Linked DNA regions of Mus musculus: region 2 is linked to region 1. Evidence: chromatin contacts called from ENCODE Hi-C or POLR2A ChIA-PET data. All regions are on one chromosome and are shown on one strand. Each heading gives the region's core, a stretch centred on a gene start or an enhancer-like site at or near the end of the contact. The rest is flanking DNA. Distances are from core to core; before and after follow the strand shown.

Evidence for each region. A loop is a pair of places that touch in the nucleus more often than their neighbours do. ChIA-PET counts read pairs that join two places held with the same protein, here RNA polymerase II (POLR2A).
Region 2: a loop to region 1 is called in a map of T-helper 17 cell, with 2.2 times the contacts of the local background. The contact joins two enhancer-like sites. A Hi-C loop is called at or near these places in 5 of 37 maps with a recorded cell type or tissue (T-helper 1 cell, T-helper 17 cell, gastrocnemius and 1 more). POLR2A ChIA-PET finds 5 or more read pairs at or near these places in 3 of 5 experiments (Patski and embryonic stem cell).

What each region holds. Positions count from the first base shown.
Region 1 is chr19:53,435,519-53,438,908 of GRCm38, forward strand. No RefSeq gene overlaps it. Among named protein-coding and RNA genes, the nearest start is that of 4833407H14Rik, 23 kb to the right of the region's middle. Within about 2 kb of position 1,884, at least 1 of the 3 ENCODE cell types and tissues checked has a DNase peak (open chromatin) inside an H3K27ac peak, as active enhancers do.
Region 2 is chr19:53,486,874-53,490,263 of GRCm38, forward strand. Gm30826 (a long non-coding RNA gene) reads right to left here. Exons shown (of 2, transcript XR_386791.2): 2 at 2,104-2,439. Among named protein-coding and RNA genes, the nearest start is that of Gm30826, 4.1 kb to the right of the region's middle. Within about 2 kb of position 1,897, at least 1 of the 3 ENCODE cell types and tissues checked has a DNase peak (open chromatin) inside an H3K27ac peak, as active enhancers do.

The sequences.
Region 1 (3,390 bases), core at 634-3,133:
AGAACAGCAAGTTCATGTGTCCAGCAGGTCTGAGGGCCTGTGTGGCAAGAGGCACTCACATGACTGGAGTGGGCACGAGACATGAAGCCCTGGCACACCAAAAGCAGCCATGGTAAGAACACCAGTGGTATTTGGTGAGCTCTGGGTTAGTCCTCAGCCTCCTGCTTTACCTGTAGTGCTCTTTTCCACCAACACTGTGACAGTGTAGGCACTACCGATACCATCATTGAGAAGAGCACCCATTCATCCATCCATGACAGACAGTTTTGTCAACTTGACACAACAAAGAATAACCAGGGAAAAGAGTTTCAAGGAGGGGTTGTCTTCACTGGGTTGACCTGTGGGCATGGCTATGGTGGGCTGTTTTCATTAAGTTAATTGATATGGGAAGACCCAGCCTACTGTGGGAGGCATCATTCCCTAGGCAGGTGCTCTGAGATGCATAAGAGTGAAGAAACTGAGTGCAAGCAAGCAGCATGAATGCATGTATTCTCTCCCTGCTATTGACTGTAGATATGGTATGACTAGTTTTTTGAAGAACTTGCCTTGACTTCCTCCCTAGTGGTAGACCTTAACCTGGAACTGAAAGCTGAAATAATAAACCCCTTTAGTCTATGCTGGGCTTTTTTTTGGGGGGGGGGGGTCAGGGTATTTTATCACAGCAACAGAAATGAAACTAGAACATATTCAACCAAACATCCATCCACACAGCCATCCATCCATCTACCTATCTACTTACTCACTCACTCACTCACTCACTCACTCACTCACTCACTCTTTCATACATCTACCTGTCTATCCATCCTTTCAGCCATCTATCCATCTGTTTCTCTATCCATCCAATCATCCATCCATCCATCCATCCATCAATCCATCCATCATCCATCTACCCATCCACCTACCAATCCATTTATTCATCCACCCACCCATCTGCTCATCCATCAATCTGTCATCTCTCTATCCATCCATTTCTTCATCCATCCATCCATCCATCATCTATCCACCCACCAATCTGTCCAGGAAACTTGTCCTTCCTCTCTGACAGGCTGACCTTGACTAGGGAGCATCCCACAGTCCATCCATCTATCCATCCATCCATCCATCCATCCATCCATCCATCCATCCATCCATCTCTTCATCTATCCAGCCAGCCAGCCATTTCTCCATCTATCCATTCATCCATCTATCCATCTGTTTTTCATCCATCCACTCATCCTCACCCTATTTCTTCATGCATCTATGAACCATCCTCCCTCCCACCCACCTAACACTTCTGCAGTTCACACAGTATTATTTTTCCTAAACTGTGGTCCAGATTCCTAGGAAAACCTGTTCTGCCCTGGCTCAAGTCCATTGAAAAGGACCTTCTGTTGGCTACTTCAGAGTGGGTGTCCTCAGTTGCTCAAAGTCCCAGGTGCACTTGTGAGCAGGTCCTCCTCCGCCCATGCTTTTTTATAGTCTAACTCTTCTCCCAGCTCTGAGACTCCTCCAGGGGAGGCCCTGTAGCCAAGCATTGTCAAAGCCTAGCCTACCTGCCCAGCCTGCTCACCTATAGAATGGGCCAACAGCTTCATCCAGCCTGGCTAGCCAAGTGAGACTAAAGGCACGTGGGAAGGCACGGGGCAGAGTAGCAAGGGGGTTCAAGGGTGCAGGTGGCCCTCATCTCCATGTCAAGCACAGATATCTACAAAATACTTGTGCTGAGGTTTTGGGCAAGATCCAGAAATATGGCCTGGAGAAACTCTGTTGCCTGACAGCATTATAGCTCCTGTCCCTAGGACTCAGTATCCCAGTGTCTGTCCAGGAAACTTGTCCTTCCTCTCTGACAGCCCTGACCTTGACTAGGGAGCATCCCACAGTGTGATTCCCAGCCAGCGTCATCTCATGACAGCTACGCCATGGAACACTACCCTCCACTCCATTCCCGACCCTGGCACCACCTCAAGGTCACTTCCCTTGTGACCTTCCTGCTCCGGAGAGCAGTCATTCCCACACAGCCCTTACTCTCCCTTCCTCCCTCTCGCCTCTGTCCCTCCCACTCTCCGGAAGGGAAGCCAGGCCCCACAATTGATTAATAGCCCGGCTTTCACTGATAATTCCTCACTGAGGGCCCACAGCTCCAAGCTTTGAGTAAACATAGCAATTTGTTTTAAATAAACATCCTCCTTACAAAGTGAAGTTCAACCCTCAGCCCAGCTGACACAGAAACCATTTTCACCTCTGTGTCCTGTGCTAAGACATCTGCGTGGGAGAGGATAGCCTGCAAATCAGGATCCTTCATGGGCCTTCTTTCTCTCTACACTATGACTGCCCTGTGTTCCCTTTCCAGCCTACAGAAGTTCTACCCTCTAACCCCACCTATTACATCTTCTCCTCAGTGCACAGGTCAATATCTCCATTAAATGGTTCTACCTCAACCCCACCCCCAGGAAGGGCAGATCGGACCGGCCTGCGTTCCTCCTTCTTGATCCACCATTCGGGTCGAGAAGTCCCAACCTCCGGCTTCTGATCGCCTGTCTCCACACTTCCTGTAACTCTCTACTGTGTTCAGACCCACGTTCCTGCCTTGACTCTTGTGACTTGGGTCTGACAACTTCTTCACCCAATTCTGCGCCTGCATCAGAGCAGGTGGAATGGAGGCCTGGGAGTCTGCAACACTAAGTAGGAACCAATGCAGCCAATGCAGAGACACTCGGGGGACCGGGACCACTGCAGCAACTGCCAGGACTCAGACAATGACTCAGAATACTGAAGAGCAGGTGACCTTGGGCCTTGACCCTGTGAGGGATGCTGGAGCAGGCCTTATGCTGGCCCATCACATCAGATACTACAGTAATTTACAAGGCTGGACATTTTGAAATCAACCCCTGCCCCCCTTTCAGAGTAGGAGTACTCTGAGAGTCTTGCTGGGTCTTTGGTTGGTCAAAGATGAAGGACACTTTAGGGATCTGTAGAGCAGATAAACGTATTTAGTAGGATGAACACAAACCTCAGGGGGTTAGGGGCACAGGGAACGGTTCTCCCTGCATTACCTACTCTGAGACCAGAAAGTTCCTCTGGCAGGATATGGGAAGGTCCCCAGCAGTTGCTGCCCGGCCCCACTTCCTGCAGGGTGTGTACAGTCATGGAGACCCTAGGAGGAGTCATCCCTACATCTTCATTATCATCAGCAGTACTGGGTTCCTGGCTTTGAGAGAATCCAGCTCCAGAGGCAGAAAAGCAAACAAACAACAAATACAAACAAACAAACAAACAAACAAACAAAAAACCAGACAGCGACGGGGACACCCCTGTATACCTGGGCAGAGCCTGGAGGTTAAGCTCAGTCTTGGCTCAGTGTACTGCCTTGGAGCCTCTCACTACCTCTGACTGAAAATGGGCTGACATTTC
Region 2 (3,390 bases), core at 647-3,146, 51 kb after region 1:
CGCATGGCTTAGTGATTCACAGGAGAAGAAGCAGAGCCGGGGCATCCATTGTGGGCTGAAGCATGTCCTCTCTGTGTTAGTCAGGCTTGTGATTGCTATGACAAATACCTGAGAGACAGCTTACAGGGAGGAATTTATTCTGGCTCAGAGATTTAGAGATTTAAGTCTGTTGCTGTGAGCCTGTGGGGAGGCAGACCATCATGGTGGCGAGAGGAATGTTTGGCGGGCAGGAAAGAGAACATCAGGATGGACTGAGGGCAGGATCTGTCTCCCCACAACACGCCCCCATGACTTACTTTTCCATTAAGATCCCTAACAGCCCATTCAAGTTTTGAATCTATAATTGGAGCCATTAATGAAGGCCAGTCCCTTACAATGCAATACCCTCAAACCAAGCTTCAAAACATGAGCCTTGGTGGCGAGTGTTTCATATCTAAGCCACAGCACCCACCCCCTAAACACACACGATGAAGTCCTAATCTACAGGACCCTCCAAAATACCACTGCATCTGGGGAGAGTGTTTTAAAGAAAAGGTTAAATTAAAATGAGGCTGTGACTGGTCTCTCACCCAGTTCAGCTTGTGTTCTCGTAGGTAGAAGTTTGGATACAGAGGACACTAAGGATACGGACATGCAGAGAGAGCACCATCGGGATGCACCATAAAAGAAGCTGTCAAAAGCCAAGACAGGAGGACTTAGGAGAGGCCTTCTTGCTAATACACTGACCTGGGACTTTCAGCATCCTGAAGCTGATGACACACACTTCTGTTGTTTAGTCCAGCCAGGCTGTGGTCTCATCGAGGTTATACTACCAGATCTATTTCCTGCATGGCGCTTGGGTGTCTCTTTGCCCAGTCAGGTATGTGGGGGCAAGATATCAGGCTATGAAAATATATGGAAGGAGGAAAAAGACAGCCAGAGTTTGGAACCTGTTGAGTTTGAGAGGTTTGTTTGCCAGTTGCACAGGACATGGCTGTGCCTCTCCTGAGAGATCCAGCGAGGGATGAATGGCAGTGAGATGCTGGGGTGTCATCCACGATCCAGGTCCTTTCTCCAGCACAGTGTGGCCTTGGAGAGACCCTGAACCTTCTCAAGGTCCCTCTGGAGCACAGGGCTGGTCTTCCAAGTCCCAGGGGCAGTTCACCTGAGAGGTTGATGCCTGCCAAGGTTCTCTTGGGACTGCCACAGTGCCTGGGGGAAGGCGTTGTTGTTCTTGGGCCTCCCATCCAGGATGTTAACCAGGAAGGGGGCCTGGGCCCCAGGGAGCTCATGAAGTGCCAACATGGAGTTGGCAGTAGTGCCCTGCCCCTCCTGGAAGGCCTCCCCCTGAGAGAGAGGCTCTAACAGGTCCCCCATGCAATCTCACCTCCGACCCAAGGGGCCCCGAGAGCCCAGTGCCAGGGCCCAGGGAGGGCCAGTCAGACCCAGTAGCACTGGCTCCAGGTCCTGTTCCTGGTCCTTTGAAAATCTGGGCCTCTCCTTCCCGACCCCAACCCAACCCTGTCTTTCTTTCCTACAAACCCCCAGATATAAGAATATCAGATTTAAAAGGAAAACAAATAAGTTATTAGATTTGAACTCCAGATACACATTGAATATTTTCTAGAGTAAACATGTTCTGTATAATATTTAGGGCATACTTATAATTATTCTACGTTTGTCTGAAATCCTAATGTATCAAGGAATTCTGCATTTTGCCCAGCAGCCTCACCCAGACTAGACCCTAGGAGGGAGGCAGCCAGCTATCCCAGAGGACAGAGATGTCTCCTCCACCTGCCACTGCTTGGTTTGCTTCAACCAGAGGCTGGTGAGAATCTGCCATTGCCCAATTCCCTGGCAAGCTGTAGCCCTCTTCAGACACTGGCCCTGGCACTGGAGTCATAACATCTTTGGAGAAGTGTTGCATCTAATTAACCTAATAAGTAGGTTGTAGGCTCTGACCGGAAGCTGCAGAGGATTCACCCTGACAGATGGGCAGGAGCGGGTCACACCTGCTTCAGGCACCTGCCAACAAACCACTGCTGTAGCCCGCGGGAGAGCTAATAGGGTGCTTCGGTTACACACCAGATACATGACAAACAGAAGTCACACCAGCATCGTACTAGCAGCGTAATGGCTGTTATGAAACCCGTGGTATACAGCAAGCACTGAGCTAGCATTATCTCATTTAACCCCTATAACCATCCCATCTGGCAGAAGCTACTATTATCCCCATTTAACACATGACAAAACTGAGGCCTAGAAGGTTGAACAACTTGCCTAGGGTCACACAGCTAGAGAGGGATAGAGGCGAGGACTCAAGCTCAGTCATCCAGACTCTGGATTCTTCTTTCTGCTGATAACCCTTGACTCCTTCCTGTCATCCCAAATCGTTTCGTTTTGGCGATTGACACATATTGTCTCCCATGGCTTCCCTCTTCGTCTTCAAGGCATTATGGCCTGGGGAGAGAAATTGATATGAAGATCTTCAACAAAGCCCCGAATGACCCAACAGTGACAGAACTCTTGGCTGCATGCCCCAGGCTCCATGTTATATCTTCAACAAAGCCCTCCTCCTCTGTCCCAAAGCTAGTGACAGCTACAGCGTGACACTGATGTCGAGACAAGAGGTCGGTGACCAAACACTCAGGTCTAGAACCTCCCTTTGATAGGTCTTGGATTTGAGGTCGATTACTTTGTTTCTCCGTGGTTCTGTTTTTCCACGAAGCGAGGCAATTGCCTATTGCATGATGTTGTAAGGATGCGATGAATTAACACTTCCAAAGCAGACCGGCAAGATGGCTCAGCAATCGAAGGCACCGTAATCCTGACAGCCGGAGTTTATCACTGGAACCAGTGCAAAGATGGAAAGAGAAAACTGCCTCTGTAGGAGGATCGTATGGCTTCTGTAATCGTGTGGCGGCACATGTAACCCCCCACCCCCTCGGTCTCTCCTGCTCTCTTACACACACACACACACACACACACACACACACACACACACACACACACACACACCTTTTAAAACATTTGAAAAGCATTCATAGTAAACATTTTATTTACCAAATACTTAGCAAATGCCAGCAATGTGCCAATCCCTGATTCAGGATACTGGGGTTATATTGGTTTAAAAATTTGACAAAAATATTTGCCCTTGTGTGATTTATGCTATAGCTGTTGTTACTGGTTTAAGACTACAGTTGGCAAGCCTGAGTGATTCACACTGCATTTAGGAATGGCAGCCATGGGGTGGCAGAATGACAGGAAAACCTGGAAAGAGACTAAGACAACATGGACTGGAGTCTGGGTCATCCACACTCCCTATGAGAAGATGTCATTTTCTGAGATTCTTCTAAAAATCTGGTTGAGGGAAGAGCCTGGCCCTCAATAAGCAGCCAAAGTTCATAAGGG